2 separate regions of the Homo sapiens genome follow, and region 1 is linked to region 2. The links are chromatin loops, found by intact Hi-C in ENCODE. Cell type or tissue: mammary epithelial cell. All regions are shown on one strand. Links, peaks and the distances in the headings refer to the core of each region. The heading gives the core; the rest is flanking DNA.

What was found. Hi-C counts contacts between places; a loop is a spot of excess contacts. Peaks named below come from ENCODE experiments on the same cell type or tissue, not always from the same donor. Only the 100,000 strongest peaks of a DNase experiment are listed, where the experiment ranks them.
Region 1: a loop joins it to region 2, with 5 times the contacts of the local background. A loop is called at or near these places in 37 of 110 quality-filtered maps.

Annotation. Positions count from the first base shown.
Region 1 is chrX:120,237,688-120,252,936 of GRCh38, reverse strand. ZBTB33 (zinc finger and BTB domain containing 33) reads right to left here and starts at 2,125. Exons shown (of 3, transcript NM_001184742.2): 1 at 1,960-2,125; 2 at 167-268. It also overlaps the pseudogene NKAPP1 and a transcript of TMEM255A not described here. RefSeq lists an enhancer at 1,580-2,418. In mammary epithelial cell, for the core only: no CTCF peak of the experiment used is centred there; DNase peaks (open chromatin) are centred at 7,706 and 7,976; H3K4me3 peaks cover 1,443 bases; H3K27ac peaks cover 1,817 bases.
Region 2 is chrX:120,293,821-120,309,069 of GRCh38, reverse strand. TMEM255A (transmembrane protein 255A) reads left to right here. Exons shown (of 9, transcript NM_001104544.3): 2 at 4,579-4,721; 3 at 15,019-15,081. Among named protein-coding and RNA genes, the nearest start is that of TMEM255A, 10 kb to the left of the region's middle. In mammary epithelial cell, for the core only: a CTCF peak has its summit at 8,948; no DNase peak of the experiment used is centred there.

The sequences.
Region 1 (15,249 bases), core at 5,910-9,909, 55 kb after region 2:
CATACTCTTAATTTTAACTAATCTTTAAGAATATATGCAGAATCTACACCCTGGAGCCAATGACATTTATAAACACTGACAATTATTACCTCCCAACGTCCCATTATTTTTCTGTTATTTAAATTGGGGTGCCTCATCTTGATAAACTATTAAACATCTTTCTTACCCTTTCCTCTTTCTTCATCCCCTTGTCCCTTCCCCTCATCTCTCCATCTTTACAATTTCCAGAGGTGGAATGTTAAACAGTGCCAAGTGAAGTCAACAGACACTATCATGAAAAAATATGACAAAGGAAAAGGAAAGTTTACCATTTCTAAATGCCCACTTCCAAGAAAACACGAAACATTTTATTTTTGTTGGTAAAGAATCATATGCATTGGTATGAGAATTTTTTCCACACCAAATGAGTTAGTGAAAATGAAAACATTAACTTATTGGAATAGACTACTCTAGAAAAAGGGGATGATGTCAGTAGAATGCATTGTTGTGTAGCACTAGCAAAACATCATTTTTTGCACTTTGCAGAAGATATTTCCAGTAACAAAGAGGCCAGAGTTTAAAAAAACCCATATATTAAAAATATATAATATCCATACATATTATATATGGATATATTTTAATATATGGATATTATATATTAACAATTAGTTGACAAGTACTTTTAGTGAAGAAATATTTTTATTAATATTCTCTCCCTTTGAAGTTACCAAAAGGGTGTCGATGTCACAATGCTTAAGTTATATACAGGTGGAGGGCAGTTCTGTCTCAAATACCTTCTAAATTTTTCAAAATGATACCTTAAGAACAAACAGCAGGCAAAAAGTCTAAAAATCAAGATTTAAAACATTATTAGAAGGTGTTGCATGTTAACAGTACCAAGGAATTCCAGGTTACCATAAAGGCATTCATCATCAGAAAGGGTGACCTTTGGACAGTTTGCCAAAAACCAGGGCTTCCGAAATACGGGCATTTCGACAGAAGTCGATATTAAGTGGAAAGACAGGTTTTCTGAAAACGGCACGCAATTTTTGTCATTTGCTCCCGGGTTCTTCCAATATGGGAATGCGTCAAATGTACGTGTCCAGGTGACACTGGGACTCGGTTTCGTTTCGTTTATGTGTCCCCCTCCTCCCACTCAGGGTGGCCCCAGAGACAGCACAAGTCGGTCTGAACCCACTCCGAAGATATGCGATTCGACTGTGGAAAAGCCATTCCACATCACTGTGAAACCCTTGACCGAGGGCCAGTTCGGAGGAGCTGGTGACGGTGGAAAGAGATAAAAGCCATCCGCGAGGGAGTGAAACAAACCGACACGCGGCTCCCTGCGGCAGCTGAACCTCATCTCCCTTCCTCCACCTCCCTCTTCCCCATATGGACCCTGCCAGCTGCAACCGAGGTTTTTAACCCCAATTCACGTGCAAAGCAAGCTTCTTGCAAATACAGACGGAGGTACAAACAGCAGAGTGAGGGCGGGAGGAATATGGGGTACCAGGGAAAGTAGAAGGTGGCGAACGGCAGGGTGGGGTGTTGGGGGGGGGATGAAGCGAAGCAGGCGGCATTGTTGTGCCCCGGGAAGGGGACGGAAGGGGAGGATGGGCCTGGCAGAAAAGCTCTAAATCAAAGTAGGGGCTAGGGGAGTAAAAGAGGCACAAAAAAGCAGCGAGAGGGGCGAGGGAAAAGCCAAGTGGGTCTCTGTGATGGATTCCCCAAGCCCCGGGGCCTACCCAGGGCACCGGCAGCCCCTCGGCCCCTAACGGCGAAGGGGACCGCGCCGCGGCCCTCGCGGCTCGTCCCCTCCTTCGCTCCCCGGCCCACACAAAGAAAGAGCCGGAGGAGCTGAGCCTCCGACTCTGCCGCTTCCTGGTTCAAGTGAGGCGAATGCAAACGCAGGCGCGGCCCAGGGACGGAGAAGGCAAGCGCGCTCCTTCGCCCCCTCCCTGATTGGGGCCGGGTCCTCACCTGCTTCCCGGCGCCGCCGCTTCTCCTCCTCCGGACGCGCGGAAGGCTGGGAGTCCCCCAACAAGAAGAAGCCGCACTCCCCAGCGATTCTGCCCCTTCTTTAAACGTCGCTCCAGTCTGGGTCGACGTCGACGCGGCCGCCGCCTCCTGCCGCCAACGCTGCTACAGCTGCCCCACGCCGCCGACAGAGGGCACAGCGCGGGGGCGAAGCGCTGAAGCCAAAGGCGCCCTCCTCTTCCGAGCGCAGGCCGGGGTGGTCCGGAAGGGCCCGAGCTTGAGGCGGCTCCACTTCGGCGCCGTGCTCTGCCTTCGGTTCTTTCCGCAAGGGGGCGGAGGAAGACTGGGAAGCTCTTGTGTGTTCGGCTCTTTCCGGAGGGCTAACGGGTGGGAAAAAAGGAAAGGGAAAGATCGGGTAAGACAGTCGCAAGCAATTGGATGGAAGGGAAGCGAGTCGTTTTCATCGAAATTCAATGTGAACTTCTAGGGCATACAAACTTTTAGAGACTATACAGGTTTCATTTATTTTGCAAGTTTGAATCTGCTCTATTAGACTGTTTGCTAGATGATAAACCATCTTGAAATATAATCAAAATACATACAATCAAATAGAAATTCACAACTTCTTATGGTAATTCAAGTTCTGGGATAACAAGAGAGCAACTACATTACAGTAACTACTTTTAAGAAAGAAATTTAGTGTTTGGACAACTATCTTCTTAATTGAATACTAAATGGTGCAGTACTATGTTAATTCCCTCATTCCAACTAGCATTTACTGACCCCCTGCTTGATCTGTAGCAAAAACCCTATGTTAGGCTCTCGGGAATACAAAAATGAATAACCCAAAGGTCTCTACCTCTTTAGGGAGCTCAGTAGGTAGGTACACAAACATGGACAAAAATATTTGTACAAGGTGTAGAAGCAGAGAGAAGAGAATAGCAAATTGAATGCTGTCATTTGACCTGTATCTTGAAAGATTAATAATATTAACACTTGCATTTTTAATTTTTTATTGTTACTATTTTAATTTTTTATTATTACTATTTCCATAACATTTCATCTTCAGAGGGCTTTAGTGTCTGACACATAGTATGTGTTCAGTGATTGTTTAATGACCGAAAAAATACATTGTGAGTTACATAATTTTTTAAAATCCTCTGGTAATACCCTTCCAACTGAGTACCATAATAAATGAAGCAACAGGATGGGTGTTTGGAGAGCAAAATGTTTCCCTTTTAGGCTGGTTATTGATCGTATTCAACTAAGGAACCAAATAGTAACTTTTTTTCTGCCATAATTAAGGCCATTCACTACCTTCATTATCTTTTTAAAAAGATATATATAGGATAATACTGCATTCATTTCCAAAATCTTAAATTTGTACCTATTAATACCTTGCAGTGGAATTCCTGTGCTTCTTTCCTAAAAAATCTTGCTGAAAATGTCCATCAGGATATTAGACTGAAAACAGATGTAACTATATCTAATTTTCTCTGACAGGAAATCAGACATGGATGTCATCATCTCATCTACCTATCCCTAATCTATTCTTCATCCTCCTCAATAAAGTAAAGCCACATGGTATAATAAAACATCAAAGTGGTATAATATAGCTGTATTTCACATGGAAATATGCAATTCCTTAAGCTCTTCTCCAAGATTTTGTATTGTGGGAAAACAAACTATGTGGGAATTATTGCATTATTGATTTTTGATTAGGACTTAGCATTATGAAAAGTTTCATTGTTTACTATAAAGATATTTCATGGCAAATAGAAGTATGCTGTTGTAAAATAAACTAAGGCAGATTAGTATTTTTCCTGGCAACTGAGTACTTAATAACCATTTTTCTGAGTTATCCTCCCCAAAACTTAGTAGTAAAAAAAAAAATCTTAGTAATTAGAACAAAGTATATCTTGAAAGTTTAGGATCTATTTATCTTTCAGTGGCTTAATTGATGAAAACTAAAATGAGACATATCTTTGAAATACAGATCACAGTGGCAATAGATGCCACTCTAGATATCATGTTTGTTGGTCAGCTCTCAGTAAACTGGAAGGCACAATGCAATTTATTTTGTACCAGCATTTACATCACTGAGGCTGGCAACAGAATTGCCATGCCATTGTCACTTTCCTGAAAGTATTTTAAAAGTTTGGAGTACCAACTAACATATGATGAAACCTGTTCATTCAAAGCACAGTAAACCTTCTCTTCCCTTCTTGCTGTATCTCTCACCCCCTAACCAAGCAAAAACTAAACAAGTTTAAAAGCTACCTATAATGAAAGGGGGTCCAATGGTCAGGAAAGGAATTTTATTTGTAGGAAAGCAGAACAGACCAAGAAGCCTGAGTGGCCTTAATAATTGTCTTTGGGACAGGATCACTGGAAAGTTTAATTAATTTTCTGTTTCTCAACTAGTCATTTCACTTTTACTTTTGTTTTTAATCTGGAGGGCTTAACCCTACTTCAAACAACCCAGTAGTTTGAACTCTATTTCAAACAACAACAACTCACTTTGGGAGGCCGAGGTGGGAGGATCACCTGAGGTCAGAGAACAACCTATATCAAATGGATTTGGAGGTATCAATTGTTTCACATTCTAGAAAGGTTTTATTGGCTGAAAATGGGATGAGTTAGGTTTTATAGCCGTATTGTCAGCGTTTGCTTGCCTTTTGACCTTGATTGTGAATTCCATGAGGGCGGTAACTGTCCTCTCCTGTGTTAAAATGCCAACAATCTTGTGGGTGCTTAATATATATTAATTGATGACAAAAGATAAAGTGACACTCGTTCAGTCTTAGAGCACTTCCTATATGTTATGCTTATGGTTACAGATTTGGTAAGGTCACTCCATGGGATCTGCAGAAACCCTAGTAAGGTAGAGTGGAAGAAACAAAGTCTTAAGCAGAAGATGTGAGTGGGTTGGAATTCTGATACTGCCACTTCCTAGCTCTTTGATCTTATGCCTGATTCTTCATCTGTAAAATAGGGATAATAATACCTTCCCACAGAGTCACTTTGAGGATTAAATGAATCAACTATGCATAGTGTCAAACTGCTCACGGTTTCCAGAATATGCCATGCAATTTACTGCCTTCAAGTCTGAGCCTGGAGCCCTGAGCTTGGAATAGTCATTCCCTTCATAGCCACACCTCGCTTAACCTGTTGTCTGGTTAGTTCCTGGCAAGTGCCTGGTTTTCCATAAAAACCCAACTCAAGTACTAACTTATTTGTGAAGCATCCCTTGGCCCAACAAATTGTAGATAGAGATGGTTGCTTAATGCTGAACGAATGAGTGTCTGGAACCCAGTAAGTGCCAAATATATGTTGCTTTCTCACCACTATCCCCTTTTCTGCTTAATCCCAACAAATCTCTCTTTAAGTGACCTGTCTAATACTGCCTATTGCCCTTTTTTCTTAAAACTTTCCAAAGTCAATTGGATAGGGATATATAACTCTCCTACTGGAAAAGGAGTCGTCGATAATTGCTAACAATAATACAATCTACCAAAAAAAGCAACAGACAGCTTATTCCAAACTTGAACAAAATTGAGGGAATATACTACCTATGAGTCATTTGTGAAAATTACTTGGCAATATATGAAGTCAAATCAAATAAGAAATGAGTCCAAATAAAGAATTAAGAATGGAGATTTTGCAGTAAGCCAATCTATTTAAGTGGAAGACTAAGTCCAAACAACAGATTGATTATGACTATGTGACAATGAAACTTATAAAGCCCGACACTGTAAACTTCATTCATTTTTTCAATACATATTAAACATATATCATTTAGTATTTACTCTGTGCCAGGCAGTGTTGTAGGCAGTGTTGTAGGCACTGTGGATATAATTATCATCAAGTTGAGATATTGGTCTTCATGGAACTTACATTATAATGGAAGAGACATACAATCAACATTTGTATATATATAATATAAATATATAATACAAAAACAGAAAGTAGTAAGTGCTATGAAGAAAAATAGAGCAAAGGGATAGAGAATGATGAGGGTGTTATTGTAAATTGTGTGGTCAAGCACAGCCTCTCTGAAAAGATGATGTATGGCCAAAGAATGGAATGAACTAAGGGAAAGGGCCATATAAATATCTGGGGAAGAACATTTTAGGCAGTGGAATGTGTCATTGCCCTTCAACCAAAGACTACCAGAAACATACCCATAGTTGACAGATTGAGTTTATTACTCTTACTCCAGGGAGGGACAACACACACTATAGGTAACTATGATGTGTTTCAATAAGAAGTTGTTAGAATGAACCTATTATAGGATTTGGACAATTTGGGGGAAGGTCTAGGAATCAGGAGTTCCGTCTCAGATACATCAGAAAGCAGGGGCAATTGTATGATTGCACATTTCAATAAATCTTATTTATAGGGAGGGCAGACTAGAGGGAGGATAAAGCTGTACATTAACTGGCAAAGTAGCAGTGACCTATCTTGGCCAAGAAGGGGTGTTTGGTGTTTTCTGGGTGTCACAGTGAGCTTGTTTTTGTCTGTGCTTAGACAAGCTTATGAAGTGGTCTTGTTTTGTCTCACTTGATCAGGCTCCCAGTGATCTTGTCTTGGGTTGGTGTTCTGTGAGTTTATGTTCAACAAGAGAAGAACATGCCTAATTGTGAGTGCGAGGTCAGTTTGTGGATATCAGGGGCTGCTCCCACTTCCCTTTCTCAAACAGCAAGCGAAAAGCCTTAGAATATAAGGAACAAGGCCGGGCACGGTGGCTCATGCCTGTAATCCCAGCACTTTGGGAGGCCGAGGTGGGAGGATCACTTGAGGTCAGGAATTCGAGACCAGCCTGGCCAACGTGACCAAACCCCGTCTCTACTAAAAATACACAAATTAGCCGAGTGTGGTGGCGGGCACCTATAATCCCAGCTACTTGGGAGGCTGAGGCAGGAGAATCACTTGAACCCAGGAGGTGGAGGTTGCAGTGAGCTGAGATCGCGCCATTGCATTCCAGCCTGGGTGACAGAGTGAGACTCCATCTCAAAACAAAACAAAACAAGCAAACAAAAAAAGAATATAAGAAACAAATTTTAGAAGTAGTAGGAGAGGAAGAAGTACAACCGTGGCTATCACCTCATCTTTAATAGAAAGTAGTCACTTTCTACTGTATTATTGTATGGAACATACTTATACTAAAACATTATTCTTTATTTGAAATTCAAAGATAAGTGGCCTACTGTATATTTCTTTTTGCTATTAATAAATCTGACAACACTGAAATAAACACTTTCAGTTGTGTACGAAATACTTTGAATACTTTGTCCCTTTTCTTCCCATCTCAGATTTTTCTTTTAATTCAAATAGACTCCGAAAAAATATGTGAATCTGTTTGAGCCAGTCCTATTTATTATATATGTACATATATACACACATAACCAAATGTACATATTTTATACACACACACACGACACAGAGTGCGCCCAATATTATAGAACATGTAATACACACATTCACGGAAAGCACCCGTACACGAACAGAATTGTCTATGTTGTTGATATGGCCATTCTGTGAAATGTCTCCAGTGGACTCTCGTCCTGCCCTTCAGTTATTTCAAGTAGAAGCCTAAGGAAGACCTAGTCTCTGTGCGGATTTAGACCCTGGCGAGCCTCAATGCGGAACCAAAGGATGAGCGAAATCGGTTGCAGTAGCGGTTTATTTACACCAAGACACACACCTCTTCACCTTGGCCGGAGGCCACACAGACCTGGGGAAATGTTTTGCCAACGTACTCGCAATAGTTCCCATGGTTTCCTTTGCTCCCAGCGGTTGCGCGGGCTGGGTTTTTGGAGCAAAGGCAACGGATACTGCTGAGGCTCCTGAGAATGTCCCGTTTTCGAGGCTGCAGTAGCTCCGGTGTCCGGTTCTGCAGTGCCGAGAGGGAGGCCTCGGGCTCCGGGCGGGGGAATGTGTTGCAGTTTGTCCAAGAGCCCCAAGCCCAGCAAAGCCGCCCGTTCCCCGCTGGGGCGCAACTCTCACTGGAACTCTTGTTCTCTGACTGGGGAATGGAATGGGCTCAGCCAAGGCTCCCGAAACCAGCCCTGCCGCTCCCAGTTGTGGTCGCATTCTCAAGAGCGGCTGACTGCGCCGTGGACCATCACTTTCGCTTCTGCCTGCTCTTGCGCCTATTGCGGCAACTACTCACGCTCCTACGGGACGAGGAGAGGGAGGTGAATCCGTGGCAGAGGTGAGTGAGATCATGGCTGCACCTTCGCTCTAAGGAGCCCACTTGCCTTCAGCGAGTCCGCTTCATCTTTCAGCCCGCTTCTGACCATTTGCATTTCGCTCCTTCTACCTTCACCGCGCCCATTTTCATCCTTTTCTGCAATCTATCCACGACAGCTCCTTGTTCGCCCCTCTCCTCTCTCACATTCTCACTCATCCTTGGGCCCCTTTGTAGGGTGCCCCGGTCTCCCTCCACCCTCTTTCGCCTCTGATCTCGGAGCAGACACGGCTAAGGGTCACAGACCTACGTATAGCATTTATTTGTTTTGTGTTATCGTTCGTGAACATATTTTTATTCTCCACTAGACTGAGCTCGTGGAAAGGAGGACCCCTATTTTATTCATTACAGAATTTGCAGTGCCTGGCACTTAATAGGGGCTCAATCTACTGAAAGTGTTGTGTGTTGAGTGAATGATCGGTTTGAGATCCTAACAGGCTAACTAAGTGGAAATTCCTTGTAGGGAGTTGGAAAGGGTTGAGATTAAGGGTTTAAATTGGAAAGGAGAAATACCTTCCTCTGAGACAAGATAACTGGATGAATGTAGGCAAAGTGATGTGCTAAACTGCAGATGTGGCTACCTTCAGGAAGGTCTTAAGTGGTCTCAATCTTGACCTTGAAGAATGAGAGGAGAGTGAGATGAGTTTTCCTCTAATGAGAGTGAATATTGGAGTGGGAAGTAGATGGTTTGAGAAGGAAAATAATTATAATTATTGCTGTGTAAGTACTCATATCAAATGTTTATTGAATGTGTCAGGTACTATACTGAGTGCCTTACATGCACTACGGTTAAAAAATGAGAAATTTTAAAACATTACAGGTATTGAGGGGTAGGTTGAAATTCCAACAGGTGGGAGATGTCTTGATGAGTCTTTTTCTTCCACTAGTGGGATGTAATAAAGCATAGTGATGAGAAGGACAGCCTCTGGATTGAGACTTTCTGAGTTTGAAGCCTTGCTTTGCTACTTAATACCTATGTGACCTTGGTAACCTCTCCAAGCTTCATTATTTTTTCACCTGTAAAAGGGGGATACAAATAGTACTGACGTTTTTAGGGTTATTGTAATGATGTAGTGCCTTGAACGTAATAAGCATTTCACAGGTGTTGGTTATTAGAGTTTCATGCCTGGGAGCAGAGGAAGTAAAAACAGTCCTGAGTTAGGTTACAGATACACATTTTTTGCCCATGTGGGAGAGGTGAGTGAAACTACTGCACCTGTCCTCTGAGGAGCGCTCCTGCCTTTGGGATGGAAAGGTCCTCCCAGTTTGTGTCAATCAAAAAACTTCTTATTTTAGAATCCTAACCAAAACATATAAGAACAACTTGGGTAAAATTTGCATTTGTGCACATAGAAGATAAATAATTTATCTTAAGGCACAGATAAAACCAGGTAGCAGCAGGGAGTGTTATAATTGTCTGCTATTCACCATGTTGATGAGGGAAGGATTCCCACCCTTTGTGTTATGGAGTAGCTGAACACAGGACAGATGAGATCAACAGCAGTTTATTAATCACATATGTTCACAGCTGGAATGGGAGAGAACACAGCGTGCCACGAAGGGCCACACCGAGGTTGCTGTTGGTAAGACAGTGAATAATCAGGGGCTGTGGGAGGTAGACTTTGTGGTATCAAGAAATTGAGGTAATACCTGCTTTCCCTTGGAAGGATATGATTGGCTTGTTTGAATAATTCCACAAGCTGACAATGTACTAAAATCTGCTACCCAGAGATAAGCTGGAACTGCGTCTGGTCTCTTTGAGAAGGAGGGTCATTTGGCTAGGGGACCTTATTTGCAGGAGCAGAATGGAGAGGAGAATTCGCAGTAAGGCCATTGGGAGCCCTCCTGGTTTCCCCAATTGTCAAGGTAGTACACAATATTGGGCCTTAATTTTGTGCCTCACACCACAAAGACTGTGTGTCTTTATAGTCTGGCAGGCATCCTTGGTCCCTATACTCATATTCCAAGAACTGTTAGACGTATGTTTACTTTTTGATTACCTGCTCTTGAAATGGGAAACCCTCTGAGACTAACTCTGTATACTTATAATACCTTTTCCCTGAATAAAGAAGTAAAAAATATTTATTCAAACAATGAAATCAAACATTTATTTTATAAGGATTTTTATAGACGTAAGCAGCTAAACTTTGAGGAAATTGAACCTCTCTTAGTTTATTTTTTTCAGCTTATGAGTAACAGCAAAAATTAAAACAATAAATGACAAACATTATAATACAATAAAAAATTAGTGTCCTCCAAAGAACAGATAGGTAAGGTACTCTTTTTTAAAAAGGAACTAAAGGGAGTCTAACATACCTAAGAATTAAAACATGTTGCTAGTGCATTTTAGCATGCTAATTGTTTTCTTTAAATTGTATTCATGGGGTGCTAATTTCCTATTAATAGAGGAGTTCAGTGTTAAAACAGATAATACATTTATATTTTGATTTTTTTCTTCAACCCAGGAGCAGATTGCATTCCAGACAATAGTATTACACAGCGATTTTTAAAAAATGCAGATGCCAGTGTAGTTCGGTTTAGTTAATTTTCCTGTATCCAATACTATGTGAAATATTAGTACTTTTTTTTTTTTGCTTATTTCTTTTCTCTTTGGTGTTGCTCATAAGTTTCTTCTTCCCTCTCCTCTATTTCTGTGTTTAGGTTGAGTTGAGGCAATGTGTTTCACAGGTAAACCTGTAATTTGTGACAAGGTGATAAAACATTATTATCTGAAGTGTATTCTTATAGATACCCTTGGTAAATGCTTAAAGGACCTGAACTCATAGAATTAGAGTCAGAAGGAACCCTAAAAATAATTTTCTAGGCAATACCTAAATTATTGCAGATGTGATCTTCAAAGGGAAAGATTATATAATATAGAAAGTCCCTTTCTAAAGTATTGTAGAACTTTATTTATTGATTTATTTGCTTTCTTTCTCTTTCTTTCTGATGCGGGGTCTCACTCTGTCACCCAGGCTAGAGTGCAGTGGCACGATCATGGCTCACTGCAGCCTTGACCTTCCCAGCTCAAGTGATCCTCCTGCCCCAGCCTCTCGAGTAGCTGGGAATACAGGTGCACACCACTACACCCAGCTAATTTTTAAATTTTTTGTGCAGAAGGGTCTCACTATGTTGCCCAGGCTGGTCTTGAATTCCTGGGCTCAAGCTGTTCTTGTGCTTTGGCCTCCCAAAGTGCTGAGATTATAAGTATGAGCCACCACGCCAAGCCTACTGTAGAACTTTAATAATACTTATTTTAAGAATTCTCTGCAACAAAACAAATACACACACACACACACACACACACACACACACACACACACAATTTTTTACCGTGACATAGCCTCAGGTCCTGAGAACATGTGTCCCCCAAATCTCTTTAGATTGTAGCTTCTTAGGATCTTCTTGCTCTGAGGAGACAGAACAGTTGCTGCTCTACCATTTGTTTTTTACATGCTTAGAATAAAATTATGATATCTTCTTCAGACTTTTTATATACAGTTTCTTTCATCTTTCCTTCTGATTCTGTTTTCTCTATTTTTAGCCTGTGATTTCTTCTGAAAATATAAATCCTCCATGCTGCTTTCAGTTTGAGTAGTGCTTTGTAATCTGTAAAGCATTGTGCAAATGTAAGTTATTTTATTATTATGAAGGTGGCAGACCCTTGAACTGTATTTATTTATTTTTTATTTTATTTTATTTTTAGGCAGTCTTGCTCTGTCACCCAGGCTGGAGTGCAATGGCATGATCATGGCTCACTGCAGCCTTGACATCCCAGGCTCAAGTGATCCTCCCATCTCAGCCTCCTGAGTAACTGGGACTACAAGAAAGCACCACCATACCTGGCTAATGTTTTAAATTTTTTGTATAGATGGGGTCTTGCTATTTTGCCTAGGCTGGTCTTGAACTCTGGGGCTCAAGTGATCCTCCCACCTTGGCTTCCCAAAGTGCCGGGATTACAGACATGAACTGTATTCTTATGAAAGAAGTCCAATGCTTGTTTTTAATGGTTCTTGGACAATTGTCATTGTTGCTGAAAAGTTTTAAGTCTGTGTTTTTATACTCTATGGTCCATATTTCATCACTTTTCTAATTCTTATAACCATTTTCTTTAAATTCAGCTCTGCTGAACATATTGAAGTAAAGAATGAAGAGCCAAAGAAATGCACTACTTCAGTTTCTACATCAGAAAGTATTTTTAAGATACAGACCTTTCTTGAGAAGTTAGAAAAAGTTTATAAATAGTTAAACATTAGACTTTACTTTTATTCAAATTGCCTATCATCTATTCCTTTTCAGTATTTCAAATGCAATAAAATTGATAATCAGAAATACTTTTTTAGAAGTTACTTTTTTATTTATATTTTTACAGAAAAATAGTAGTCTAGTCATTCAAGTGAAAGGTCCAAGAAAGGAAGAAAGAAAAATTTATCAAAAAGAAAACACAAGAAGTATTCTGAAGATAGCGACAGTGACTCTGATTCTGAAACAGACTCCAGTGGTAAGAAAGCCAACAGCATTCTGCAAGCCTTGCTTCAAAACTAGTTTTATTTCTTAAAACTTATTTTAGAAGAAGGTTCCTGAAAACACTAATAATACTGAAGAGTTTTTGAACGCTTGCTAACCTTGTGCCAGGCATTCCCCATAAGTGCTTTATATTCATTATTACCATCTAATCCATAAATAACTGTTGGGTACATCTTATAGATGAGGAAATGGAGACAGAGCAGATTATAAGTACTGTCCCCAAGGTCATACAGTTGGGATTCAAACCTAAGCAATCTGACTCCAGATTGGTTGTGCATAGTTGTACAAAGCACATGGCACCAGACCAAGTCAGGGGATTGGGCTGTACCAAAGTAAGCCTTACAGGGCTGCATCAGCCCAGTGGAAGGGCTCATTTGTGTAATTCTCGTGCCCAGTGGGCACTGCTGTACAGTTTTCAAAAAGGCACTCCCTTTAGACTGGCTGCCAATTTATGGAAGGCACCCCATCTGGGGTAGTGCATCACAAAAAGCCACCTTTTTTACGCCCTCTCCTGTCTAATGATTGACCAGAGGGTGCTTTCTCTTGGTTGGCATATTCCACAAAGGCTCTGCTTCCTCTGATATTGCCCCAGTTTCCTGGTCCCCAATGTCACTTTACTTCCTTGCCACTGGAAAACCAAACTTTCTTAAAGCACACATCTAAGCATGTCAGTGCCATACTCAAAATCCTTCAGTAGTTCTCCATAGCCCTCAGGGTAAAGTTCAGACCCTGACTGATCCTTCTCTAATCACATATACCCTGTCACTTTTTGTTGCACCATACTCTGTGGCCTGAAAACTTTTTTTCTTTCTTCCTTTCTTTCTTTCCTTCTTTCTTTCTTCTCTTCTCTTCTCTTTCTTTTCTTTTCTTTCGTGCCTGCCTGCCTGCCTGCCTTCTTCTTTCTTTCTTTTTCCTTTTCTTTCTTTTTTTTTTCAGGGCCTCCCTCTGTCACCCAGGCTGAAGGGCAGTGGCTCGATCTCTGCTCACTGCAACCTCCACCTCCAGGGTTCCAGTGATTCTCCTGCCTCAGCCTTCCGAGTAGCTGTGACCACAGGCATGCGCAACCATGCCCAGCTATTAAAAAAAAAAAAAATTGTAGAGATGAGGTCATGCTGTGTTGCCTAGGCTAGAACTGCTTTCTGTCTCCTCAGTATTCCATGTTCTTTCTCTTGACTCTATTGCTTGGTAGAGAGGCCCTCTGCCTACAATACCAGTCTCTTCTTCCAACAAGCTTGGCTTACTCATTGCAACAATGGATTTTGTAATCAAATAACTACTCTCAGAGCCACCTTTCTTGGTCAACCATTCCTCAACCCCCCTCCTCAAATCAGTTCTGATTTTGAGACTCCTCTGTGTGTCCAGAGCACCTCAAGCTTCCTTATGTCACTCTGGATTGTATCAATCTCTTTACCTATTTGTCTCCTCCATTAGACTGAGCTCCTAGAAAGCATTCTCCTTCCCCACTCCAACACACACATAGTTTTCTTTCCCTTTTTATCATGGAAATCTTCAAATGTTCAGAAAAGTAAAGGGAATAGTATAATTAATACTATATACCTTAGTACTCAGGTTTAACATTTGTTAGCATTTTGACATGTTTGCTTCAAATATGGATTTTTCACTAAGGTATTCAAAGTAAATTACAAATGTCATCACATTTCACTACAAAATATTTCTGTGTATCTCTTTAAAATGATATTTTCCTACTTAACCATAATACCATTAACTTATGAAAAAATTAACATTAATTTCTTATATCATATAATACCTAATGTGACTTTAATAATATATATATCCCCAGTGCCTAGCACAGTTCTTGACAAATAGTAATAAATGTTTGAATGAATAAATTTCTCTGTAACAACAAATGAGAAACAGCAAAAGCATATTTATTTACTCAAAAGTATTGAGGTTTTAGAGGTAACTTTTTAAAAATTATAATGTGTTTTAATTTGCAGATGAAGACACAAAAATGAGAGCAAAGACAGCTAAGAAAAAGGAAAAGAAATGCAGATGGCCAGATTTTTTCCTTTAATTTTTATTATGGAAAAGGTCAAATGTGTATAAACATACATAGAATGGTATAATGATCCCTCAGGCACGTAGCACCCAGCTTGAACAATTAACAACTTGTGGGAAATTGCCATTGCCCCCTAATTAATTTGAAACCAATCCCAGGTATAATGTCATTTATAAACAATTCAGCATGTTTCTCTAAAAGACTGTTTTCTTTATTAGTCTGTTTTCACACACCATAAAGACATACTTGAGACTGAGTAATTTATAAAGAAAAGAGGTATTGATTCATAGTTCTGTATGGCTTGGGAGGCCTCAGGAAATTTACAATCATGGCGGAAGCCAAAGGGGAAGCAAGGCACATCTGACATGGGAGCAGAAGAGAGAGTGAGAAGGGGGAAGCACCAGACACTTTACAGATAACCAGTTCTCATGAAAACTCACTCAGTATCATGACAACAGCATGGGGGAAACCCATCCATCCAATTACCTCCCAC
Region 2 (15,249 bases), core at 7,144-11,143:
CCACTTAGCTCTGGCAACACCACCTTCCCTTGCGTGGGGGGAAGAGGACAGTGGGTAGGTAGGTTAGTGTTTCAGCCTCCAAGGGCAGCATTTCTGAGGGGACTCCCTTTATTGTCAAGACACAACCGCAACCAAAACAATAAAATTTAAAACACGCAGACACACTGCACCAAGGTGCCTGCACTCTACGCTTGCTGGCTGCCTGGGAATAGAGCAGTGCGTCCAAGGCTCAGAGTGGAGCAGGCGCTTTGCAATTAAGAAGATGGTAATTTGACTCCAGTGTCCCCCCATCCCCTCCCAGCAACCCCCTTCTCCCTTTTGGCAACACCGCCCCCAGGCGCAAAGGCACCTCTACTACAGTAGGGCATTCCTTCCTCCCAAATAACACATTTGTAATTCGCGGGCGGCCTCGGATGTTCTCCATTCAGAGAACTGTCTAAAGTGGGGAGGGATGGATTTCAGCGCCTTTAAGGAAATGTTTGGGAGATTGGCAGGGTCTTGAGGCCCTTGTGTGGGCAGCCACTTGTTTCTAGGGATACTCAAGGCTGGGATATCCGGGGACCCACCCTGTGTGGCAAAGCTGACTCAGGTAAGCAAATCCTAATCGGTTCAAAAGATCAACCCAGAGAACTAGCCAGGCATCAACAACACCGTGTACAGGACAGGATACTGGGTTCCCAACTTTTCTGTGCCCAATAAAGATTATACACCTTATCTACTCTCTTGGGAGAGGATAATCAAGAACGTGTGCAAGGTAAAACAAAGTAACAGAGACAGCATCCTACCTTCTAGCAACTCACATCTTGGTTCCCTCAGATACACAATCCTGGGACTGGCAGATATCATATGGGTTGTGGACCAGACCCACGGTTACAATTGTAATGGTACCAGTTACAATTAATATACTTATTGAGTAAGGTACCTGGGAATTTAGGGACATGAATAAGTGATTAATTTTGATCAAGAAAAACTTTTTGGAGGAGGGGAATTTTGAGCATGTTTCAAAGGAAGGGAGGCACCCAGGTTCAAAGACCGCAATGCAGATGGGGGCTCTGACCAGGGGGAATACCCGGATGAGAGAAAAGCTGGTTGTTTTTGGAAGGGTGGAGATAGCAAATAATTGGGTGCTTCTAGAGCTAAGCATCCTGGTCATCAGGAATCTGGGGTGGAGGTGGGGCACTGCAGAGAGGGAGGGCTGCAGTAGTTCTGCAGGGAGGCTGCTGAGGAGGGGCAGGCAAGGCCAATGAAAAGATTTCAGACTCTCTCACTGCTGTTGGTTGCAGAGGTGGTTGTTGTTTAAGCAGAAATATACTGGGTGCCAAGGAGACAGAGTAGTGAGAGATATTGTAGTTTTCACACTAGTTAGCCAGAAGGCTTTTAATTTGAGGGAACCCTCAGGTGTACCCTACATTAAAAAATCAATTCTATGAGACTAGCCCATATTTATTCACACAATTCCTCCCACATCCTTCTTGATTAAAAGGGAAACAATTCTGAGATGTTGCCTCTTGTTTATTCAACAAGTACCGATTGTTTATTAGGTATCAAACACTAGGTATAAATCGTAATAGGCATGATTTTCATATACCTGCTGCTTTATTTAAGTACCTCCTGGTGCCTGAGTTTTTTTACGTGTCACTTTACTAAACAAAATCAGAATAAGATGGTCCTGTGTTTACAGAAACATCTAAGGCAAGCCCCAAATTGTACCAGAATAAGAACACGGCTGTACTTCTCCCTTCTAAAATAAAACAACCACCAGGAAAATGTCCTAAGCAGACACAATAAACTGCCTTTTAGGAGCCTGGGCCACACCTTCAGAAAATGGGTATATCTTGCTCTAAGTAGATGTGAATTTTATTGAGTCGAATTGACACTAAAGATAAATTGAGGGGTGATTCTTCATTTTCAAAACGAGTCACCCTGGGAGGGGGTTTTCTTAAAACAGTCAATTCCCCAAGTGCAACTAGAAATAATTTCATGTTACACAATTATGGTCCTTATAAAATAAGTGGTGACAGGGAAGGACGCTCGTGAGGGGACAGAGATTAGATATTCGACCTGGTGATCAGAGAGTTTTCTTAGGAATTTTATCCAAAGCAAATCCTATCTGGAGTCAAGGCCCCTGTGGGGCTGTGGGATATTTGCCTGGGTTGCTCAAGTGACTGAATTTTCAATTCAGGTTCTAAAGCAGGAAAAAAGATTTTCAAATGACACTATGTGGTTTGCTGAGTCACTTTTCTGACCTGGCTCTTCCTGCGCTTTTAAAAGTTAGAGTGATATTTGCAAAGAAGACCCAAGAGCTGTGAATAAGATTAAAGGCCAGCTGGTGGGGAAGGAGCAGGCAAATGAAACAAACAAACAAACAAACCAAAATTAAAAAGACCATGCATGCACACACACTTCTCCAATTTAGTCTGTCAGGTTACATGTTTTCTGGGTAAGGTGTTGAGACACTTCCATATCACAAAGATATCCGTGGTGTATCCAAATGTTCTCTCACTCTCTTTTGCCAGTTTGGGGCAGGGGAGGGCTAGAGATTGTGTGAGTGACAAAAGAGAAGGGAAGACAAGAATGGGAGGCAATGTTGGTAAGTTTATGTTAGAGCCCCTCTGTAGAACCAACTCACAGATTCACTGAGAAGTATCTATCATCAAATAAACTTAGGCACCCTGGTTTAGAGACTAATTTAGGGTCCCTCAAAATCAAGAGGAAGGATAACTAAACTTCAGGTAACCAGAAGAAATAAATCCTGGCCTTCCCCCAACCCTCTACTATTCCTTTCCCAGTACCATGCAGTCCAGAGCTCCCGGCTTTGCTCCTGTGTTTACCATTAGTCAGCTCCCATTTGCATCCCTAATAGCCCTGTCATGAAAGGGCCCCGATGTTACAGGTGTCTCTAGTGGGCCTTTATGTTTTTGTCCCATGGAGGCTGGACTCAGGTCTCTTTAAAGATGAGTCTCATTTGCCAACTCTTCTTACCTCTTCCCCAGGGTGAGACATGGTGCTTTAGCATTGTAGATGCCTATAAACGTTCAAACCACTTCTACATTTCAACGAAAAATAGTCTTAGATTAGTCCCATATTAGAAATGACCCTGATGAGTCACATCCCTCATTTTCGAAGCTGACGTCAGGGGAGACCGCCTGCCCCTCCCACCTCCCTTGGAGACTTCAGCAGGGACAGTACTGGGGAAGACAGGATGGATGGTGGGGTTAAGCCCGGGTGATACTCCCAGTGCTTTTCTTCCATACAGGAGGGGATATCTGCAGTGGACTGCAAGGCCAGCCACAACCCCTCCCGTCTCACCACCACCTTGCCTCCTGGGTCTCGCTTCGTTTCCTTGACCTCGTCCCCCTTCCTCCATCCCCTCTCCCCTCCCTCTATCCCCTCTCCCCTCCCTCCCCATGGAGCAGTCTGCATGGCTTCTCTCAACAACTGCTTCCTGAGGCTGCAGTGAGGTCTCCCAGAATGACAGGGTCTTATGGACAGACTCAAGTGATCTCTTTAGGGCCATAAATGACAGTCAAGCCACGTGGGTGGGCGACTCCATCAGGGCTCCTCACTGCTTCATCCTCCTCATGCTCCAAACCTCCACTAGAGAGCTAGACTCTTCTCATTTGCTTATTTTTTTTTTTTTGAGAACTCCTAGGTAGTAACTCTCCCCTGGTTATTTCCTGTTGAAGGCCCTCTCCCTATGCCTGAGAAATCCCTGCAGAGTGTGAGACAGTGCTCGGTTCCTTTAAAAAAAAATAAATTAAAAAGTGAGCCTAGATACCATTTTTCTGTCTGACTTAATAATCCTGTTTTCAAAAAAATATTGGTTTGCACTATCATGTCTGATAAGCCCTGAGTGGGAGAATGGGTTTCTCATCATTTATGTTTATGTCACCCTCACATAAGCCTAAATGTGTATAAGTTATAATCCTCCCCACCTAACTCCCCCGATACATATCTTTGTGGACTAATGGCCTCCAAACACTCACTTTATTACACACATTTGTTATGTGACAAATCTTGCCAATACACCATTTTAAAGTTTATACATGAGGTGGCAAATGTCAGAAATAAATGAAAAAAAAATCCCAGTAACTTGGCTTGGCTGTGATATTTACACTGAAAATGAAATTTCATATCTCTAGCTTATGAAAAAAATCTTTTTAGTTGGATATTGGCTTTAAAATGTTTTCATTTAATACCCCCTCCCCCACACACACACTTCCCATTTATCATATGCCTTCTAATTTGGTCTAAAAAACCACTCTACTAAGTAGTTGTGACACATCTCTTACAGAGTGCCAGGAGCACAAAAATTCGTTTTGTTTTTACGTAACTGGTGAAATTTCTTCTGTTGTTTATTTTCAAATTGGAAATACATATTTTATTATAAAAGTGGCACCTGATGACTACAAAAAATAATGCTCTATCCCTTCCCCACAACCCCCCACCCGTCACCACCAAAGATAACTTCAGTTACCGGTAGGAATAGGAAAGGAAAACCTTCTTAGTGTTTTTTTCTTTAAGTCAATCCTTTCCCCAGCTGAAATGAGCAATTTTAATTTCTCTCTGTGCTTTCAGGAGCATTCAATCGGAGGAAACGAAACTCCATCTATGTCACCGTGACTTTGCTTATTGTGTCCGTGTTAATTCTCACAGTGGGCCTTGCTGCAACCACCAGGACCCAGAATGTGACTGTAGGAGGTTATTACCCCGGAGTTATTGTAAGTATAGAAGGCACAGGTAGGTCGCAGTAGCTTGCTGTCTACAGAAATTCTGGCTCTGCTCTGATAGTTTTCAATTCTGTTTGAGTGTCTAGTGTTTGCTCAGATTTCCTCCTTTGTATCTCTGTATATTTATGTGGAGAGGCAACTCTGGGCCCGCTAAGAAGAGCACTGGACTGAGAATCAGAAGAATCCAGCACCATCCCTATCTAACAGTGTGATCCTGAGCAAGTCATCTCACTCTTTAATACCTCAGGTTTCTGGTTTAGGAGATGTTACCAGCAGTGTTAACCTTAGGCTAAGGTCCTTTCTCTCCGGGCATCTGCATTCCCATATATAATAGAGGTCATCTGATCTCACCTGAAATCTGAGGATCCTGGCAGCTTGACACTCTGACCAACAGCACTGATCTCCAAAGTGATCCTGCACTCCTATCAGAAAAAGCTGTGGAAGATATGTTCCTAAAATATGTATATTTATTCACTTATAAATTATATATATACATGTTCATAAAACTTATATAAAAATGAACATTCAAAAATTAGATAAAAATAAGTATACAATAACTTTTAATATCTTCATGTGAACACAAACTAAAATGTCACCAGATAATATGCACTTAGTGTGAAGCTTGTCATTAAAGACAGTGGCTTTAAATCCTTATTTCAAATGGCCCACTAGATAATTGTGAATATTTTTGGCTGCCTTCTTATCCCATATGATTAGACTGTCATTGGAGTCATGTTTTTAAATGTCAATATCACAATTTGGCTGCCAAAAATCTACCCTGGGAGTTAGAAGTATTAAACTCTGCCATTTTCTTGTTGCTTACGTTTGCTTACATTATTAGGGTCATCTTCAACTTCTGGTTTCTCAAGAGGAATCTTTTCAAGCCTCTTATCCATTTTGTTGAGACTAGTTTCGTTAAAATTGGATAATACAATCCAGGCACACATAAAATGCCCCACCATCAACCGTTTGTTGCTTGGAACTTGCCCTCCTCCAGAAGGATAGTTCACCTGATCACCTGACATTCACACGGACAGAGGGTGCCAGTGACAGTCTGTTTATTAAATATTAGTAATGTTTGGTTTCTTATTATTTTAGATAAACAATAAATAGGAAACAGCCGTATTCCAGTGGATTGTTTTATCTACCCTAGGGTGCATGCAGTTCCCTTTGGAGACTGCTAAACTAGTTGCATTAGAAAAACCAAAACCTAATTTGAGTCTACGTACACTGCTGTTGAACCCAAAAACCTAACTCTAGAGGTGAGATCATATTTTAAACACCAATTAAATGGCTCCTCAATTGTTAGAGAGCAGAAGGACCTTTAGGACAATTCAGTTAAGAAATATTTTAGTACAGCAAAGAGGTCAGATGTATTTTTTGTTGTTGTTTTGTTTCATTTCTCTTTGAAATGAAATGAGAGAGAGAGAGAGAGGTGGGGATTGGAGAGAGAAGCAAAGCGAGAGGGGAGATTAAAGATGATGCCTTGGACAAGCCAGAGCTATAAGTGACCAAGCCTGGAGCCTGTTGCCTAGGTCACTGATTTCATTCCACAGTCAGCCTCCTCAATAGCTCTTGAGAAGCTGGGACCTAAAGTGGGCTGCAGGCTATGCCTTCCTGGAGCTGAAGGCTGCTGGGGGAAGTGCCTCCACAGCTCCAGGGCAGGCAGGGCTCCTCCCAGCTGAGGGCAGGTGACCCACAGACACTGTTTGGTGCCCTGTGTTAAACATGTGATGTGAGAACTCACCCAGTGCACTTCCTGTGGTGAGGCAAGAAAACCAGTCGTCAGCAGAATTGGGTTTTATTTTTAAACACAAGCAAAGCCGGTGGGGGGTCGGGGGGTGGGTGTGCAGGGAGGAACAGAGGGGGTAAGATAGCATTTCGGTGGCTTGGAAAAGCAATTTATAGGGTCTGCTTGACTTTGTGTATTTCAGGTAGCTGCATTAGTAAAATATTTCTGACTGATGAGCAAATGCTGAAGCCAAGATTTAGAGTCTCTGTGGGTGAGGGGAAGGTATTTTCCATGTTATTTAAGAGTATGAACTCCTATTCATAAACAGTGGCTGTGAACCTTCTCTGTGGAATATCTTACTGTGGGTGGCTAGGTTGGAATACGTTAACAAAGGAAGGAGGGTGCCTGATTGCTGTTATTCAAGTACCTGATGTTCAGCTAGCACTAGAAGTTGAAGCAGTGGGGGCGTGTGTTTGCGTGTGAGTGGTTCACTAAGAGCTAATATGGAAGTGTTAATAGGAAAGCCATCCCTAACGGACACTGTGCCCCCATGATTTAACCTTTAAAAATGTGCTCTCATAGTTCCTGGAGATTGCTTCTTTAAAATGCATTTTAATTACATAAAATAAAGGGGAAAAGACAGCAGATTGAATAGCAGAAAAATCCATTTGAGTTTATAGGTCAGATCACGTTGTAACAAATACAATTACGACTCATACCTCAGAAACAGTAAACGCCTGAGAATCCAGATTTGTCTGGGAATGGGGTACTTTCATTAACTGAATAGCTTGGTTATTAGGGAGTTACTATAGAAACTCCAAACCAGTGGTTTCCCCACTCTGATGTGAATAAGAATGACCTTGTGAACCTGCAAAAAATGCAGATCTCTACTCCCTAGCCCAAGAGATTCTGATTCAGTTGGTCTGCATGGGCCCTGGCAATCTGAATTTTCTTTTCATAAACTAACCTTTGATTGAAAAAGTAATAAATGTTGAATCCACCTGAGGGGAAAGAATCCGTGGGGGGTGGGGGGAGTCTAATTCAGGTGGACTAGCAACCACCTGGAGAATTAACACACAGTAAAATATGCTTAGCAATAAAACCAGAAGGATCATAATGTGTCATCTGGAGATTCTGCACTGTCAAAGTGGTCACTTTAAATATAAATTACTAATGTATAGAACTGTGAAAAAGTTTCAGCTTATTTAGAACTCTGCTGTTTTAGACTCTGATTAAATGTGTTAACAATCCATGAGAATTTAAATTTTCAAAACAGACAAATTAGGGAGAAGTTATTAGATTAAAAGAAGACTTACCATACAAATCATTTAAATATTGTGATCTCAGGTACTTAAAATATAACTCAATTTGCATAATTCTAAGTCACGTGAAGCTTTTTGGGAGCATCTTTATTTTGCCAAATGAGATATCTTTGTACAGTGAGGTGCATTATCATGGCATGTTAGCTACTCTACCTGAGCTAGCATGTGGTATCATCGTTCTAAGAGACATACGCACACATGCCTCTGTAAAGATGTGCTAGTCTGTACAGTCTGAACTGTAAAGTTTTAAAAAAACTAAAACCAGGCTGGGCACGGTGGCACATGCTTGTAATCACAGCACTTAGGGAGGCTGAGGTGGGAGGATAGCTTGAGGCCAGGAGTTCAAGTCCAGCCTGGGCAACGTGGTGAGACGCCATCTCTACAAAAAGTATATATATAAAAAATTAGCCAAGTATGGTGGTGCACGCCTCTGGTCCCAGCTACTCGACAGGATGAGGTAAGAGGATCTCTTGAGCTCAGGAGGTTAAGGCTGCAGTGAACCATGATCACTCACCCCACTGGGCTCCAGCCTGGGCCACAAAGCAAGACTGTCTCAAATAAATAAATAAATAAAATTTAAAAACTAAAAACGGCCAGGTGCGGTGGCTCACACTTGTAATCCCAGCATTTTGAGAGGCTGAAGCAGGCGGATCACTTGAGCCCAGGAGTTTGAGACCAGCCTAGACAACATGACAAAGCCCCATCTCTACAAAAAAAAAAAAAAAAAAAAATTAGCCTGGCCCTGTGGCATGAGCCTGTAGTCCCAGTTACGTGGGAGGCTAAGGTGGAAGGATCGCTTGAGCCTAGGAGATGGAAGTTGCAGTGAGCTGAGATCGCGCCACTTCACTCCAGCCTGGGTGACAGATCGAGGTCCTGTCTCAAAAAAACAAAACAAAACAAAACAGAAACAAAAACCGAACACCAACAAACAAAGACAAACTGGATTAAGAATTTTACTGTCCTCAAATATTCAAGGCATTTTATTTCAGGAGGGTTCAGATGAGCTTTCTACTCTGAAGGCCTAAAAACCCAAGAGCTTCATTTGTTGCCTGAAGCTGAAAGAGACAGGGGAGGGTGATTGCTGCTTCCCGGTACACCTCCTCTTACCTTAGATGCAGGAAAAAGAGGCCTCTAAATGTGTTTCCCAAGCAACCCACAAGATGGAGTTGGTCCCCTGGATAGTGAGACAAGCCTTTCATTCTTGCACCCTCTCCTCAGCTGCTATATTGATACTATTAGGGCGCATACTAGCCTGAGTCTTCTTTCAGGAAAGAGAGCAAGAATTTCTGCCCCCTTTCCCAGGGAGTGGGTAGGAGAGTCAGTTAATTGAAAATCATTTCAGAGTTACTGTGGGATATTAGGAGATGGGGACAACAGGGATCATTCAAAACAATCAAGATCCCAGAAACCTTCTTTAGGTCAGTGTGGCCTCAGATTCACATGTAAAGACTCCTTGGAAAAGTCCAAAGAAATTTTGATTAACATGAATGCTCAGAAAACATAAGGAGCTCTGGATAGTGGGATTTTGTAGTAAATAGTGAATTAGGCAGAAAGATTTTCAACAGGAGGTGAAAAAGTTTCTACCTCTTGTTTGAAAATGTTTCTAAAATCTAAGTTCATTCTAAAATATAAGTCCCTCACTTACTAAGTACATTTTTAAAATGGCACCTGGGCTGGGTACAGTGGCTCATGCCTGTAATCCCATCACTTTGGGAGGCCGAGGCAGGAAGATCATTTGAGGCCAGGCATTCGAGACCAGTCTGGGCAACAAAGTGAGACCCCCATCTCTATAAGAAATTTTAAAATTAGCCAGGTGTGGTGGTGCACACCTGTAGTCCCAGCTACTTAGGAGGCTGAGGCAAGGGGGTTCCTTGAGCCCAGGAGGTCGAGGCCGGCTGCAATGAGCTAGGATCTCACCACTGCTCTCCAGCCTGGGCAACATAGCAAAACTTTGTCTCTATAAAAAAATTAAGAATTAGCTAGGTACAGTGGCTCAGGCCTGTAGTCCCAGCTACTCAGGAAGCTTAGGCAGGAGGATTGCCTGAGCCCAGGAGTTCGAGGCTAGAGTGAGCCTTGTTTGCACCACTGAATTCCAGACTGGGTGACAGAGTGAGATCCTGTCTCTAAATAAATAAATACATTTGAATCTTGATTTGCTGGATAAGACTTTTATAATACCACAAGGTTCTCACCTTCATTGGCTCCCTGTTGCTTCCTTGGCATGTCATTCAGAGCTCTCCATAGATGCCCTCAGCCTAGTCTCTCATTACTTCTCTTTTGCAAAAATTGCCAATTCACAGTCCTCTGAACACGACTTGGGCTTTTCTGCCTTGGGGCCGTCATAACATTTTTTCCTCATGCCTAGAATATCCTCCCTGATCTCTCTCTCTCTCTCTCTCTCTCTCTCTAGGTGCTCTGTTCTATCCCAACTTAAAAACACAGCAGAAACATGTCTCAAATACTGAGGTCCACAGTGGTGTCTACATCTTTGAACTCCCTACTGTAGATTCCTCCTATTCATGGTTGCTGGAAAACACTTGTGTCCTGCTTTGTGGCATCTGTTGGGCTATATTCTCATTTAGCTTTGTTTATATAGGCCCTCAATCCCTTCTCTGAACCCTTGGGTCAGATGGGATTCAGAATTTAGACTTCTTATTTTAGAAAAATTATACAATACATATACCACATATTATCTAACAACCAAGTAGAGCCTTGAGAAGCATCCCATAATCAAGCACCTCATGTTTCTATAATAAAACATGGATTTTTAAACTAAGTGAGATAAAGATGATAATATAACCTCACATCAGTTCAAGATCAGGTTTTGCCACCAAGTTAGTTACATTCAAGAAAAAAAAACACTTTTTTATTTTAAGAACTTTGTGGATTTCAGGATTATGGAAAGGGATTGTGGACTGGTTTACCTAATTGTAGTATGAGCTCCTTTAGCCTGAGTGGTCTTGATCATACCCCATCCCACCTCCTGGCCTCCAAATTACAGATCGAACACACTGCCAGCCAGAGTAGATGTCCAATTAATATTTACCTAATGACTAATTTTTTTAGCCTTTGTCCTAGATGTCTGGGACAGTGAATGGGAACAGGCATAGGTGACAAGAGTCCAGCCTCAAAAAAGCCCTTGAATCTGACTTTGATATCTAATCATCTGTCTTTTTTTTTTTTCCACAAGTGGAGGACAGCCAAAACAAAGCAAACTAGTTATTTGTTCAGGTAATGGGGAATCAAGATGGAGGTCCAAAGGTCTGAACATTACATGATTCCATGAAGCTCTTGAGGGGAGACCACAGAGCTTACCTTTCTGAGGTCTCAGGGGAGCAAGCAATTGTTTAGAAGCAGCTGTCCATTTTAAGGAAACTGTTGGTTTTCCCTTCTTTATTTTCAACCCCTCAGCTCTTCCGCAAATAAGACTTCTCACTCCATCCTTGCAGAGAACTTCTTCTCTAGGGGGCAACAATGAAGTCCTTGTTGCTTGGAGGTCACAATTCTACTAGCACTGGTCACAAATGCAGCGAGGTGTGGCTAAAAGAACTCAAGCTGTTATTCAGGGGACCCGAGAGCTAGTCCCAGACCTACCATTAACTTGCTATAAGAGGGCATACATCTTTACAATTATCTATGCCTTCATTTTCCTGTCTATCAAATGGGAATGATATGAATTCCACCAAACTCCATAGTATTCCTGTGACCAAAGTAGGGGGCAAGTGCTTCTTTAACTTAAAATGCTTTTGAAATGGAAGATTGTTTTAGCAACACTGGTGAGTTCATTAACCTGTCATCCAGGTAAGTGAATTCTTCCAGCCATGACTCAATACGTATTAGTTCCCTGCCTGCTGAGCTCTAATCCATCTTTTGAGCGCATACAAAAATGTCTCCTCCTCTATGAAACCTTAGCACTACCATTTATTTAGCAGCCTACCTTATGCAAATCACACTACATACTTCATCTCATATAATCCTCAAAGCAACCCTGTATGGCAGGCTCTATTATGATTCCCATTTTATAGATGATGAAACCAAAGCACAGAGTGGTTAAGGAATTGGGCCAAGGGCACAGAGTTTATAAGTAGCAGAGCCAGGAATATATTATATTATATATAATATATATATTATAATATAATATAATATATATAATATTATATATTATAATATAATATAATATATATAATATTATATATATTATAATATAATATAATATATATAATATTATATATATTATATTATATATTATATATTATATATATATAATATATATAATATTATATATTATATATAATATATATATAATATATATAATATTATATATTATATATAATATATATATAATATTATATATATAATATTATATATAATATATATATAATATTATATATATCATATATAATATATATGATATATAATATATTATATATTATATATGATATATATTATATATCATATATATTATATATGATATATATTATATATCATATATATTATATATGATATATAATATATTTAATATATATAATATATAATATAATATAATATAATATATTTAATATATATTAAATTTATTTACCTAAATATATTTAATATATATATTAAATATAATATATATTATATTATAATATATATTATATTATAATATAATATATATATATTATATTCCTGGCTGCGTGAATTATTCCCTGCTCCTATAGCACTTTGTTTTTACCTGGTCTGTGGTCCTTAACCCAGTCTGTCTCTCCCTTACTAGACCGTGAGCTCTTGGAGGACAGTAGCCATGTCTTCTTATTCATCTGACATAAAGCTAGTAGTGAACGTCAGAAAACTGAATGCATTGGAGTGGAATAGAATAGAATAGAATAGAATAGAATAGAATAGAATAGAATAGAATAGAATAGAGGAGAAGGGGAGATAACTGGATGAAGTAACTGGCTGGCCTGGGATTTCCAGTTCTGGAGTGCCTTGTCTTTCCAGACAATTCCACAAGACTTCCACCCACCTCTTCTGGTCACTGCCATCAGAGAGTTATTTGCCATGAGAGAATATGAGGAATAGAGAGTGTCTTTGCTTCCTGTCTTAGGACAAAGACTGCTATCACGATTCAGGAGACATTCTGCGAATACCTTTGGAAGCTGATGAATTGTTAAGTAAAAGGACTTATTTTTCCCGTAAGAAGCTGCCTCCAAATTTCTCTCAACTCAACAAGTGGCCCAGAGTGCCAAAAGGAGAGACTATTCATGGATTTTCTCCTAAAAAATAGAAGCCGTGGAACATCAGAGGGGGAGACAAGATGGAACAAGGAAATTCTCTTAGCACAAAATAGAGCACATAATTATAAGATTTTCCAGCTCAAGTCAGGTTAGAGTGGCTCAAAAGTTAAATGGCTGTAAAAATAATAATAATCACTAGAAAAAAGTAATATTTACTGAGTACTTACTGTGTACCAGGTGCTGTGCAAAGTTCTTTGAATGTATTATCCTGGTTAATTCTCACAAAAGCCCTATAAGGTAGTCACTACTGTGGTTCCTATTTTTACAATATAAGAAAATTGAGGTTTAGAGAGCTTAACCAGTTTGTTCAAGGTTACACAGACATAGAAGAGCTGGGGTTGGAAGCCAGGCTAGTGTGATAACTAAGTTTTAATCAGTATATTTTATGGCAACATATTTTAATTATATCTGAAATAAGACCAGGTGGGAGACAGGCATTGCTTGACTGTTGAATGAGGATGTTCTCAGTAGAGTCTTGGATATTACCCTCATGCACTGCAGCATCTGTTTCCCAAGAGACATTGCTGTCTGAGTGGCCCTGCACAAGGAGTCCTGGAGATTTACATTCATTCCTTCCATTCATTCTCTCATTCTTGGGGTCTGAGACAGCCACCCAGTCCCCCTACACTGCCCTACCAAGCTCCTGCCCAGCCCTTGGGTCTCTTAGATTCCCAAACCTAGGTGCAAGGCTTGGGGGTCTCAAATTGAAATAGATGTCCCTGTGAGCCAAAGTAAGGCTGCAGATGGAAACCCAGACCATTAGTGAGGCTAAAGAGAAAAGTAACTTCATCACTGAACTTGTGTTAAGATTTATTGGTCCGTTCTCACCACTTTTTACTTCTTCCACTTTCATCCCCATCAACAGCTATCAGTTAGTGATCATTTTCATCTAAGACTGGCAGACTCAGTCTTCTAATGGCAGAGCTGAGAGGGCAGTGAGATCTGTTATACCAAGCCATAATCTCAGCCACTTAGACAGGAAAATTGTTTTTAGGGTTTTACACTGCCATTTCTGTTCACCCTTTAATGAATGCTTTCTGTCCATAAATGAAGCAGGGATGGAAGAAGGGGTGAATAAGTGCTAACATAAATTGCAGTGGGTCAACCACAAATACAGGCTTTCAAAAAAAAAGATTTTTAAAAAAATTTTTTAGTGTGGGTTAAGGTGCTTCCTGATTTCTAAAGTACTTCCTGAGTTGGATTGGTATGCCAGATGCATCAAAATTGCTTTTGCAAACCTTTATTTTGTGATCTATACATCAAAGTGGAAGGTCTTTTTCAAAAAAAAGATAAAAATAAAAATATAATGTGTGCTTTTCATCATTATATGTCTCTTACTGACTCACCAGTCACATGCTAGGTAATAGATATTGCAATTGAAATAGGCAGGCTCTGAAAGCTATGGTTGACCTTTACTTTTAGTTTTTGGGCACATAAGTTTCTTCTTAGGTATGATTCATAGCTACAAGGGAAAACTGGCAAATGGTGGGAAAAATACTTTTATTGTACATGCTGTATTTGTGTAAGTAACAGCTGCATGTGGCTTTAGCACCAATACCTTTTTTTTTTTTTTTTTGAGACGGAGTCTCGCTCTGTCGCCCAGGCTGGAGTGCAGTGGCAGGATCTCGGCTCACTGCAAGCTCCGCCTCCCGGGTTCACGCCATTCTCCTGCCTCAGCCTCCCAAGTAGCTGGGACTACAGGCGCCCGCCACTACGCCCGGCTAATTTTTTGTATTTTTAGTAGAGACGGGGTTTCACCGTTTTAGCCGGGATGGTCTCGATCTCCTGACCTCGTGATCCGCCCGCCTCGGCCTCCCAAAGTGCTGGGATTACAGGCGTGAGCCACCGCGCCCGGCCCAGTTTTTTCTTTTATCCTGAATCATATGAAGGGGCTGGAATGATTGTGTGGTCAGCCTGACTGTCATCCCACATACTATGTATGCCATATTGCTTTGCAGCTCGGCTTTGGATCGTTCCTTGGAATCATTGGATCAAACCTTATTGAGAACAAAAGGCAGATGGTAAGTTTTCATCCCTTATAGAGTCAAGTTCTTCCTCTAAAAAAGCACAACATTTATGTGGATAAGTAACACATTTCTTAAGTTTGTGTGATTTGGTCATAAAAGGAACTGCTACTTTGCCGTTTCTCCTAAACCTCTAGGGAATGTGTTTTACTGTGACCCTGTGAT